Linked DNA regions of Homo sapiens: region 2 is linked to region 1. A link is an interaction called in ENCODE POLR2A ChIA-PET data of the cell type or tissue named here. Cell type or tissue: GM12878. All regions are shown on one strand. Each heading gives the region's core, and the rest is flanking DNA. Links, peaks and the distances in the headings are about the cores only.

The links. ChIA-PET counts read pairs that join two places held together with the same protein. Peaks named below come from ENCODE experiments on the same cell type or tissue, not always from the same donor. Only the 100,000 strongest peaks of a DNase experiment are listed, where the experiment ranks them.
Region 2: POLR2A ChIA-PET joins it to region 1 with 5 read pairs; 3 of 35 experiments call an interaction of 5 or more read pairs at or near these places.

What each region holds. Positions count from the first base shown.
Region 1 is chr6:79,237,224-79,243,867 of GRCh38, reverse strand. No RefSeq gene overlaps it. Among named protein-coding and RNA genes, the nearest start is that of HMGN3, 5.9 kb to the right of the region's middle. In GM12878, for the core only: no CTCF peak of the experiment used is centred there; DNase peaks (open chromatin) are centred at 3,218, 3,927 and 4,247; H3K4me3 peaks cover 486 bases.
Region 2 is chr6:79,185,362-79,192,005 of GRCh38, reverse strand. It overlaps LOC124901347 (a long non-coding RNA gene), which reads left to right and starts at 4,827. Exons shown (of 2, transcript XR_007059653.1): 1 at 4,827-5,263. In GM12878, for the core only: no CTCF peak of the experiment used is centred there; no DNase peak of the experiment used is centred there.

The DNA.
Region 1 (6,644 bases), core at 1,765-5,764:
GAAAACTCAAAAGTCTCAGTGATGGCATCAATTTCAAAACCCAGGATCCCTGGATGACGCATGGTAGTCTTTATGTCAGGGGATAATGTGAAGGAGCCTGTAAAATAGGTCTGTGTATATCTCCTTTTGATCCAGAGACCTGGCCCTCCCACCTCCCACTCACACATTATCCAGTAGTAGAACAGAGTCAAGATACCTTCAACAAATACTCACATTAAAAAGCAGAAGAATGGGAAACATATGGCAGTCATTGGCCTGTCATTAGCAGTCATTGGCCTTTCAATATTAGACTAGGCAGATGTTTTAAACCTCCTACCCAGAGGATTGGAAATGTTCCTTGAATAGGCTGGATTTCCTGAAAGGAGCTCCCCTGTCCACTGATCTCCGTGATTCTCGGATTCTCCCTTTGGGAAAGTCCTCTTTCAGCCTTCTCTGAATAGGCACCCTGCTTCCTGCCTATAAATGGTGCAGAGTCCAAGAGCCATGTTAAGTCTCAAATTGCAACAATCACATTTAATCCAGGTTAGAGCCTTTGTTTAGCAGTAAAACTCTTACAAAATTAACCTTGGTTGTCTTCTGACTTACTCCCATGTTTCTTTCTAGATTTACTTCTTTGCCATATTTCTGTGTTTTCTTGCCCCAGCAGTTCTGTTTTCCCTGCCTCTCCCTTTTCTCCCTCTGTCCCCTCTCCCCTAATTATAGGTTCCTTGAGCCTAGCAGTGACAGCTACGCCTTTTCCCATGAGCCAATTTAAGTCATTCTGGGCCATTTGGTCTAACTGAAGGAATTACTGGGCACCATACCCTAATTCATGACCAGTGATCTGATCCTTGCCACAAAGCTGAGTTTTAATGTGCTTTTGTTGCTCAAAGGATCGATTTTACCTTTCATTTTTTAGACTGAGAAGCAGTTGCCTTTTCCAACCTTATAAGTTCTTGACTTTGTAGACTCTCTAAATCTCTTTCATCTACCCTTACAAACTGACCAAGTCTTCTCTGAATATATCTTTTTCTTACAATGTCTTATTAAATACAATTAATAATAGGCAATAAACAGTAATGATAATCTGTTTTCAACCTCTTCCCCAAAGTTAGATATGCCTTTTGCCTCCAAATTACTGTAGGGAATAGTCTTACCAAACTTTTCCCCACTAGAAAAATAATTTCCATTCTTCCAGGCTTCAGTAATAGTTTGCTTGATTCCTTCTGACCAGCTCTTAAGCCAATGCCACTTATTTTAGGGTTTGTTTTATTATTAAAGCAGCACCTTTCTCTTAGGATCTAAGTTCTATATCATTTCAGGATAAGATAGATAATCCTGTGGAAACAAATTTCCCTCAAATCTCAGCAGCTTAAATAAAAGGTTCATTTTTAGCTTTGACAGCTCTATGTCCATTGGAGGGGGGGATCTTCAAAGGGTTCTGTTCTGTTCACTGTGATCACTGAAAGAAACACATGGGCAATCTCCATATCAATATCTGTTTCCATAATCAGCTCCAGTGAGAGTGTGTCTCTTTTTTGTTTTTGTTGTTGTTGTTCTTTGTTTTTTGTTTTGCTTTGTTTTGTTTCGTTTTGTTTCGTTTTTTGAGACAGGGTCAGGCTCTGTCACCCAAGTTGGAGTGCAATGGCACAATCTCATCTCACTGCAACCTCCACAACCTCTCTGGCTCAAGCAATTCTCCCACCTCAGCCTCCTGAGTAGCTGGGACTATAGGCACATGCCACCATGCCAGGTTAATATTTGTGCGTTTTTTATTTTTGGTAGAGATAGGGTTTCACCATGTTGCCCAGGTTGGTCTCGAATTCCTGGGATCAAGCAATCCACCTGCCTTGGCCTCCCAAAGTGCTGGGATTACAAGCATGAGCCATTGAGCCCAGCCAAGTATGTCTCTGAAAGCTGGAAATATTTGGTAAGCAACACTAAAGGAAGCTCCATAGTTCTGGATTCAGTTGTAGAGAACAGAACCCACTCTACCTAATTTAAGGAGAAAAGGTTTCAAAGATTCAATAGACTATGGGATAGCTCAGAAGACTAAAGAGATAGACTGCAGGTTGAACTCTCAGAAAAGTCTCCCAAAGTCACACTCAGAACAAGGTCGTCAAAGGAGCTGTGTCTCTTTTGCAAGCAGGAATCCACTAGTATCGGGACTCTATAAGAATAAAAACACTTTCTCAATCATAAAGCCCCTGTCTCTGCCAGTTTCAGACCACACCTCACCGCTACAGTCTATGCCTACAGAGTGAATGCAGGGAGACATGCCTCTCTGAATCCACAATGCTGGTGCCTGGGATCTTTGCTGATGTTGTTTTAGGAAAAAAAGCAGCAGACACAGCAGATGTAGCAAAAGTGTGGCCTCTTCCTAACCTCCACTGTCTATACCTCATGCTTCTAATTAGGCAAATGCAAATTACATCAGAACCCCAGCTGTAGTGTGGACTCCAGCATCTAGAGTGTAGGGAGTCACACTAAAACTGAGATGGAGTTGAGCAACAATCCAGCATTTGCATCGGTAAAACACAGCAATAGGCCATATTATGGAGCACCCCGTTCTATAGCAACAATAAAATACTTCTTTTAATCATGTTTATCCCTGCCTACTTTAAAGTAATTTTAAGAGGTTTATGCTAAGTGTTCATAATCAGGCCCTTAGGGATTCAGGAAAAGTTAAAAATTTTCTGTGTTCTCTTTTATCATTTTAGGGGGAGTATAATATACATGCTTCAAATGAAATATGTTAAGCATCATCCTTCAGGGATATGCACATTCCCATAGTTTGGTGGTTTAACATCTTCAATTTTCACACCAGTTCCATGAAACAGTGTATCAGTTAGGGATAGTATTCAGCTGCACATCACAGACATCCACCTAAAGTGCCTTGATCAAACATGGTGTTTATTTTCCAAACATTAACAGTAGACTACAGCTGGACAATCTGGGGCCACTGCAGAGACCTCAAGTCCTGCCTTTCTGCTCTTTCATCATGAACTGTGGCCCTTCTCTCTTTGGACATAGATGGCTGTTCTACTTCCAGACATTGTTAGCAACTTCCAGGATGGAAGGAGAGGAAGAACAAAGGCACAAGGCAGCTAGCTACCCGGCTAGGTTTGTCCTGTTATTTGGTGTTGCTTACACAATCACCTTATGACTGTGTGTTCATGTATTTCATTAGCCCCAGAGGTGTCACATAGCAACCTCTATCTGCCAGGGAGCTGGAGGAACTAAAGATTGCTTTGTTATGTTTTGTTTTGTTTTGACCAGGCCTATTGCCAAAATCAGAATTCTGTTAGTAGGAAGAAAGCTAGTGTGAATATTGGGCAGGTAACTAGTGGTATCTGCCTTGAATAGACATTCTTTTTCTCATTTTATAATAAGGAAACCAGGGTTCAAAGAGGTTAAGTAATGTGATGGTAGCTCAATAGCTTGAGATTTGAATTCATGCCTATGACTGCAAATTCCAAACTTTTTGATAAACATTTATTTTTAAAATGGTTAAAACAATTTTTTTGACATGTTAAGAGGTAAATTGGATTATTTAGGAGAAAAAAAAAGAAAAAAACAACCCATTTGCTTAAGATTACAGACAGCAGAAGTGGGAGTGGGAATGAGAAGGTAGAAAAGGATGAGAGTTTTTTTGTGGGAGTAGCACAATTCTGTGTTTTAAAAACAACAAAAGCCTTATGCAGATAAGCAGCCTTGAAGATTATGGCACATTTGCAGGCTAGTTTTCCACTGCTGGGCAAAACTTTATTGCCTTGTGGCTAGAATTCATTCTGACCTGGTGGCTAGAATTCATTCTGACCTGGCCAAACTCATTTTATCGGCTAACTCTTTCTTAGTGCTTGAGAATTACAAGAGTTATTAACCAAGCTAACCTGAAAATCATCTCCAGTTGCTTTATGGTATTTTTCAGAATGATTCATTCGACTCTCATTTCCCCAAACCAGCATTTTCTTGCTTTCATTGAGAAAAGGAAAATGGTATGATATCTCCGAAAGGCAGGACCATTGAGGGTAGCGACGGGGATGGGGTTACTAAATGTTCCTTACAAGCTCCCAGGGATTCTGAGATTTGAAGGAAATGCAGAAGACACCAAAAATAGGTAGTCAAAATCACTAGCTTAAAGAAAAGGGTGTGGTCCCATTTGAGAGTGTACTGGCACTGACAGTAGTTTACAAGAATGTGCAATTCAGTCGGAGAGCTCTGCAACAACTACTAATTGGTCTTTGGCACCTTGCAGCTTGTGGCTTTTTACCTAAGGGGATGGGATGGAGTCCTTATTTTGCTGTGTCCTCACCATGAACTTTGGGGATTTCCTTCCCTTAACTTTCTCACCTCCTTGAGCCTGGATGGCTCTTGGCACCAGCCATGCTAACAATCTGACAAAAAGGAATGGCTAAACCAATGTATCCCAATCCCTGGTTCTAGCTACTGAGCATATCTAATTCATTCCCAAATAGTCATTTGGGTGCTAAAAAGAGCAAATTAATCACACTCCTGTGAGTTTAAGCAGCAGGAGCAAGAAGGAGAGGTAAATATCACAGAGATTGAACCTGAAAAGTACCAGGGGTGGAAAAACTGTGTAAAACATACCTGGGGTAAAGAATCTGCACAAATATTAAATTTGATTGAAGGTTGGGAAAACAAAGAGTGGGTTCCTTGGAAGGTCACAGAATGCCCTGGTTCCTCTTGCTGTTAATGCAGTTGTGAAGTATGCTTATGCAATCATTGACATTTAGCCTTGAAAGGGTGTGGCTTATGGGCTTTGGCCAAGGTAAGTTCCCTTTGAGGATTTGGGATCAGGGATTTTCATCTCCCAGGGGCCCAAGGAGCTGCCTAGAGGGGCTGCCTGGGAAGAAGAAGACACTTTTCTAGGTATCTGGATGTGTGCAGTTTTTAATCACTCTTCAGGTTCCTTGCAACTACAGAAGAGAAAGAAAGTGAAATAAACAGGTTGTGCCCAGCAAAACTGAGATGGAGCAAAAGCATGAGGTGAGGACTGTGGGGCGAGTTTCACCCACAGAATTACGCTCCTGCTCTGGAAGTATGTTGAGAACTCCACAGGCTTTTATAGATACCTGTCATCAGAATCCAAGTACCGGCATTCAGCAAATATTTGTTGAGAGCAAGGGCCTAGTCTATTAAATACTCTAGTCCCCGAATTATAGTGTAAGCAACACATGAAAAGCTTGTTTGAAAATGCAGATTTCCAAGCCTAGCCATTCAATACCTTGGGACTGGGGCCTAGGGATCTGCACTAATATCAGGCAGCTCATTTGATTTGGGACCGTTAGTTCTTGGACTCTTATTGTTGCTTTGTAAAAACTAACCTTGGTCTCTTCAAAAGTTAGCACCCAATCAAAGTAGAGACTTGACTGGAAAATACAAACAAAATATTCTTTTGCCACCTCTTATTTGTTGTTTTTGATGTTGTTTTGTTACACACCTGAATTCTTCACTGTGTATTTTTTGACCTATTTATGGAAGATTAGTAACTTAATCTGGAATTACAAACTATCAGAAGCAACACAGTATCATTTTCACTTTTCCCCTTTCTTCCTTTCTCCCTCTGTCTGTCTCTCTCTCTCTCTCTCTCTGTGTGTGTGTGTGTGTGTGTGTGTGTCTGTCTGCCAATGTCTCTGTCTCTTTCTTTGCCTTAATGATAGTCATGACTATCATTTGTTTTGCCCTGCTGTCTGAAAAATGCAAAGTAGGTGTACAGTTGCAACTATCAAAAGCAACAATATGTACATTCTGGATCTGACTTCTCCAGTAATTTGTCATTACTTACAGCAAAAGCCTAAGGGACCCTGCCTGTGTCTGCCTGAAAGAGGAAAAGAGGGACAGTTCAAGAAGGAGGTGATCTGCAAGTCATTCTTTCCCTTGAAAACTTCCTCTCAAGCCTGGTGTGGTGGCTTGCACCTATATAACTACTCAGGAGGCTGAGGCAGGAGGATCTCTTCAGCCCAGCAGTCTGACGTGCAGTGAGCTATGATTGTGCCACTGCATGCCAGCCTGGGCAACAGAATGAGATCTTACCTCTAAAAAAAAAATTTTAATATTAAGCATTTTTTTTTCGGAATGTCAAAGATCCACAACATTCATTAGCAGTGGCATTCAATTTTTTTGACCAAGACCATACTAAAAATATATTTCATGTCACAATCCAACATACACACATACATATCTGTGTTGTGTATGTGTTTATATGAGCACATATGGAAAATAGAAACAATTATCTTATGAAACATTACTTACCTTTACCATATATACTCTGCTATTTTCTATGCTTGGCCCTTTCTTTGCTTTTCTTAGCCTTCCCTTCTCCCTTCTCCCTCTCTCTCTCTCTCTCTCTGTGTGTGTGTTTGCGTGTGTGTGTCTGTCAATGTCTCTGTCTCTTTCTTTTCCTTAATGATAGTCATGACACTATAAATGGTTTTGCCCTGCTGATTGAAAAATGTGAAGTAGGTGTACAGTTCCAACAGTTTTGAGTAGGACAAAAGAGGAGAGGAGCTGGAATTGGAAAACAAGTTTGTTCACTATTTTTTTTCTTTCTGTCTCAGTCAGTAACTCTGTTAATTTATCCAGGTCTACCTTAGCTAAGATAGTATATACATCCTACTTTTACTGTCTTAGAGGCTGATATT
Region 2 (6,644 bases), core at 1,043-5,042, 51 kb after region 1:
TCTAGATAGATACATATGGCAAAATGTGTGGTGGTTATATTGGTGTTTCTTACAATGTTTTTTTCTGTATGTTTGTACATTTTTATAATAAAAAGAGAAGTGGGAAAAAATGTTTTTCTTTGATCTTCTTATAAGAGAAAGAGGGCAATTACTATTATAATCATAAACATTAGGAGAATGCTTACCCTGCGTAATAAAGAAATTGGCCTGACCCAAAGAGAGGTCTGGTCCTTGTCCCTGGCTTCTGGGAGGTAACCTTTAAACTCTTAGAATTTTCCAAGTGAAAGAAACGTCTTGTTATTCATGGTGGGCTAGACAACTCCTGGTAGTTTATGCTAACAAGGTTACCCATGGTGTGGCCCTTGAGCCATGTGGTGTTAGCGTGACATTGGAGAGTGAGGGGAGAGACTAGAAACTGAGTTTAACCACATGGGCAAACAATCATTCATGCCTACATAATGAAGCTCCAATAAATACTCTGGACACTGAAGCTAAGGTGAGCATCCCAGGTTGGCAATATTACATGTGTATTGTTGCACATTGAGACCAGGAGAGTAGAAAATCCTGCGGATAATGGAAGCCTTGTGTTTGGAGCCCTCCTAGATTTGGCCCTATGTGTCTCTTCCTTTGGCTGGTTCTAAGGAGTATCCTGTAGTAAACTGTAACAGTTATCAGTGTAATGGCTTTCAGTAAGTTCTGTTAGCTCTTTCAGTGGATTATCAAAACTAGGCATGGTTTTAGAGACCCACCCTAGGCTTGCAGTTAGTGTCAGAAGTGAGGACAGTCTTGGAGACTGTCCCATTAGACTTTGCAGTTTGCCTAATTTCAGACACAGACATTCTCCTTAGTGCTTTAGTGTGAATATTTAATATTCATAACATGAGTAGTAATGGGTTGTTGTAGGTGTTACTATTTTGCCTGTTTTACAGATGAGGAAACTCAGGAACAGGGAATTAACTTGTTCAACATCATGCAATGAGTAAATGGTAGAACTAGAATTTAAACCCTGGCAAGCTGCTCCAGAGCCTGTGCATCTTGTTGATTAAAAAAAAGAAAGAAAGGAAAAAAAAAACTTAGAGATACAAGTGAAAAGAATTCCAGAGTAGGTAAGTCCAGGAAGCAATGAAGGTTGAGTCCTGTCCTCTCTGTTCTCTAACTACAGTTCTGTAGAGCAATAATGGTCCTCCTGAATGAGGACCCTCAGGCATACCAATACCTTGTTCTCTAAAAGAAAGAATCAGTGATGTTTAGTACTACATACTTTGTTTTCTAAGGCCATTAGGTGGGCTAATTAGTTTTACAAAGAAGGCTAAGAATTCTAACAGAACGGGCTTTCTCATTAACTCTTTGCTTATCCAAGTAGCCAGACATCCACATTCTCTGAACATTCCAGTTAATACCAAGCTTCCTGTAAAATTTCAGTGGCATGGAAAAATGCTTTAAAGGGGTGAGTAGTCCCACCTCTCCCCACTAATTGATAGTTGAAAATAATCCAAATCTAAATGGCATGTGCTTCAGAATTCCAAAATAGGGGTGGTAAGAATTGCAATACCCTAAGGAAATTATATTATGGAAGATTTATCTAATAAGTGAAGATGCCATATACTTTTCTTTTTCAAAATCCAAAATGCTCCAGCAGGAGGGTTCTAATTTTAACAGACCACAAGTCTCAAGACTTTGCTAGAACTATGATAGTTTTTTAAACCAACTAGCTGGATATTCATTAAATCAAATTGTCACAAAAGCTTGCACATAAATGGTACTATATAGGTGCAAGCAAAGTGTGAATGACCATAGTTGGACATTTGCTCTTTTAATATGTGCATTGGTGTGTGAACAATAGCCTTACACAGGTTGTAAGGATGCTATTCTTCTCTTGCCACCCCCCAAAAGCCTAGAGGTTCACTAGTGGGGAAAAAATTAGGCAATGCCAAGAGCACATAAAACATGAGAAATTCAAGAGATTAAAACCTCTGGTGCTGTATTATTCTTCTAAATTAGGCCTAATGGTCAAATGAATCTCTAAGAGGTTTTAGTTTATGCCCTTCTATGGAATTCCTTAAGTAGCTCATATTTCACTAGAACAAAAAACTCACAACTCTAAACGTCGTGTTTTGAGATTATGCTTTGCTCTAGTCATTTTGTGATTTTGTTCAATCATTAAAAAAAAGTTCTACAAGAAAATTATGCATTGTCCTAAAACCTTATGTAAGGAAAAAAAAAAAAGGAAAGAAGAAAAACACCTACCAGCAAAGAAAAATAGACAATGTGTACATGTTTCTTCATCTGTAAAATAAGAATAATAAAAGTGCCTATCTCCTAGGGTTGTTATGAGGATTACATGAATTAACATTTTTAAAGTGCTTAGAACAGTGCCTGGCTAGTGGTAAGCTACATAACTTTATTTAATAAAACTGGCGCAACTGGAATAAAGTGAACATCAGAAAACCTGCTCTGTCCTCCTTGCAAGTAATTAAGTACCATGAGGTCTTTCTGGAGGCAGAGAGAATTGAGGTACAGTGGGAGAAATGTGTTTCCAGCAAGTCTTAGCTAAGTGTGTTATCCCTTGGTTTATTTTCATTATATGAGTTTTTGATTCCTGCATACTTTGAAGTTTGCCTCAAGGGAAAAAGTTGAATTGAGACTCTTTGTGACTAGAATCTTTGGCCTGGAAGGTTGGCACCTTCAGCTATTTCTCATGCCAAGCCTTTGAGATTCTGTTCCCGTTCCAAAAGCTGACAGGAGCTTCCTTGCAAGTTCCTCTGAAAGAAATGAATGAGACTAAACTCCAACAGATTTCTGCCTTTACAGACCCTTAACCAGCCTAATTAGCTTGGTGAATTAGCAGTGTGAAGGGTAGAATGCAGAGCGGGCCCTAGCTCTGGGGTAGAGGCACATGGGGCCCCCACAGATCAGGAAGCAGGACCAGTTCTACATAACCAGTCGGGGAAGCTCCAGAGAGGCTTCACTGAAAGACTGCAGAAAAACTCCTGCCATCCTGCAGCTGATTCCACAAAAAAAAAAAAAAAAAAAAAAGAAAAAAAGAAAAAAAAAATGTGGATTTTGAACTGTGAACCATGCAAAATTATATTTATAACCAGAAAAGGCTTTGCTATGCCAAACCTAGTGGGCAATATTACATCATTGACACCTTTGGACTTAAAAAGAGAAAGAAAAATTTAAGGTGATTCTGAGTAGCTCTTTTCCATCTCTAAAGGGAGGGGGAAGGTGACTGAATTGAAAATGGCCCTAAACAGTGACAGTAGGGATCCAGGTCAAATACAAAAAAGAACTTCCAGGACTTCCTAAAATAACTATACTCAAGCCCTGCCAGACTTACTGCCTTATGTAATAAATATTTGTTCAAAACTCTTTTACTATCTTGAAATAAAGTTCATAGATAATATAACCTATCTACAGGCATAATTTCAAAATCAACACATACTGCTCTAGCTGTAAAATGAATAGGAATTTTTAAGTAATTTATAATAAACTGTATATTTTAATATGTAGATGTTTAGGCATGACTTCACAAGAAGACATAATGGAAGAGACAGATGCACAACCTGAGAAAAATAAAACCTACTCAGTGGATTATCAACATGCTTCCTTTATACTTGAAACTTTGAAATAGAGAATAAATATGTTGCTACGTATGCTTGGAATCACTGTGATGCAACAGCTACAGTTGCACTGGAGTCTCAAAGTCTACAAATGGTGTTACTATTGGCGATATGATTTTCTGAAATGGTGCACACAATACTTATTAAAGATCTAAACTAAACATGTTTAAAACTGCAAGAAAATTTCAGAAAATTCAATGTGAATATATTAAAACACAGTAGATTCTAGGCTTGGATACTTTTAAACAAGGTGACTTCTTTTTAACTACATGAATGTACAGTAGGATATGTGAAAGTCATGAGAGAATCAGGGCAATCCTACACTGTGTGGACCTGTTCACACCTTGCGAGATGTCTAGCATCCCTAGTTCCTGTCCAGGAGATGCCAGTGACCCACTCCAGAGCCCCTCACCTACCTCACCATCCCTTGTCACTGTGACAATTAATAATGACTCCCCAGAAGATGAAAACTTTCCCTGAGGGCACAGTACATCCCTCATTAGGACCTACTGCTCTAGAACTTCAGTAATCTCCCATCCTGAAGTCAGAGTGAGCATCTGGGTACAAGGTCAGGCTTCAAGGGGCAGGATCTGTGCTCTTCTTTGGGGGTATGATGGAACAAGGGATTCCAGGTCACAAATAAACTCCCTTCTCGATGGATCTCCACTCTTTTTTATTTACTTTTACCTTTTTTAAAGCCAAATGTTTTAAAAGTCAAGTGATACATAAGTACCTGCCTACTACACACTTGCCCTCCAAAGCTCACTCCCCAAAAGCAAACACTTTCAGGTATTCCCCTAGTGTCTTGCTTCCAAAATTCCAAATAATATGCTTTTCTCTTCTCAGTTATTGATTTTTTAATCATAATTTTTAATAATTTTATATTATATATGTTAATGTATATTATAAAAATAACTTTTAACCACAAATACTATCGATTGGCTTCCCAATAGGGAATACAAACTTTCATACCATATTATAGCATATATTGAAATTAAGCTATTTTCATATAATGTTTTAGATTTGCACATGTATAATTTCATGTGATCCTCACAGAATTGTTGACAGGTATGTTGTCATATCATTCCCATTTAAAAGATAAGGAAATCAGAACACAGATAAATGTTGTGCCCAAGACCACATGACTAGAAAATAGCAAAGATGGAACTGGAGCCCAGAATATTTGCTACTAATATACTGGTTTTTTTGTTTTGTTTTGTTTTGTTTTCATTTTTACTTCAACAGCTATGGAACCATTTTGCTTAGAGTCTCGATTCTGGTAAAAACTCCCTCCAGGTCCTGTTCCAGTGGCACCTTCTTCATGAAATTTTCACCCCTGGGCAGGTCTTTTCCTTATGTTTTCACAGCCATTTGTCTGTGCCTCCATCATAGCCTTCATCACAATGAATAATAAGTTGCTCTTTTCACAATCCTCGAAGTTAGAGTGTGAGCTCATCAAAGCCCTGGACAGCTTCTAATTCCTTTTTCTGTCCCCAGAGTGCAGCAGGGCATCAGGCGCCTAGAAGATGCTCAGTCATCAGGGAACGTGAAGAGACAACTTTAAGCAGAGGCCTGTGCTAAGTGCTGGGGGCACACAGATGACTAAAACAGAACACATTTCCTGACTTCCAAACCCCCAGGTTGGTCAACGTGTGGATGTATGAGTGCTACTCTCTGAAATGGGTAGAGGAGTTACATTTCAAAAGGATAGCTGCGCAGAGACTAAAGTCCTCAAAGTTAAAACATTAGCCAAGATGACAGGAAGCAGAACACATAGAAGACAAACAAGATTCATAATATAATGGAAATCCTAAGGGGGAATGCAGTTAACAAAAGAAGAGTCTGGTAAAGATATGCTCTTACAAGAACAAAGATGGAAAATAATTTTTGGCAATGAAATTGAAATTTTTGGCAGTGAAAGTGATTTATAAGTAAGGCCAACAGGAGAAGTTTACATTAATCAAGATGAGGAATGGTAAATGTGTAGATTGATATTTTATCTGGAAGAATATTAAATAGCTTTAACAATGGAGAAAATAGCTTTGGCTTTTCAGGTGGCCAAGGAGAGAAAGAAGAATAATTTAAAAAGTTAAGCCCTTTGTGTCAATATGATAAGAGAGAAGGAATAGAATTTAGCAATAAATGGGTCATGGATATGAAGTCGAAGGGAGTTTATGAAGATGTCAAATCAAGTGCTATTGACAAATTCCGCAGAAAAAAGGAAAATAAAGGAGACAATTTTTTTTGTGAGGGGTGAGTAATTCTTTCGTTTCTCAGCTGAGTAAGAAGCAATGGCAATGAACACCTAGTAGAAATTCCGGTACATATGTATAGTTGTGTCCATAAATGCCACCCAAAAGCATTTGAATTACCAGTCTTGCATTTCTTTTCTTTTTTAACCTAAGAAGGAAAACACTCTCATTAACTGTGCTAAATATCAGTTATAAATATATAAAAATATACATGTAATTATAACTACAGTTATAAGAAAATAAATAACTCCAAAGAGAGGTCCTATTCCTGAAAACAAGAAATAGGTTCCTGGTTCCTGGTTCCAGATTTGCCAGACAGACACCCTGCAAGGGCTGTATGGCCAAGATCAGCATCTCCTCCCAATATCTCCTTCTCAGAAACGGACTGGATTTGAAATCTGTTAAAAATTAGGGGAGAAGCAAATTGTCTTTATTCACAGAAAACAGGAATTTGTATTTAGAAAATCCTGAGGAACACACACATAGAAAAAAAAACTGTTAGAACTACTTTTGAAAAGTTTGGCAAAATTGCAGTACACAAAGTCAATATACAAAAATCAATTGTATTTCAGTATACTAGCAATGAACAATCCAAAATGTTCTAAAACTGAATTTTGGTGATAGTTGCAAATCTGGGTAAATTTACAAAAAGTAATTGAATTACACATTTAAAATGAGTATATTTTATGGTATGTAAATTATACCCCCATAAAGTATTTTTAAAATTGGGGGACGGCTCAGGCACAGTGGCTCAGGCTGTGATCCTAGC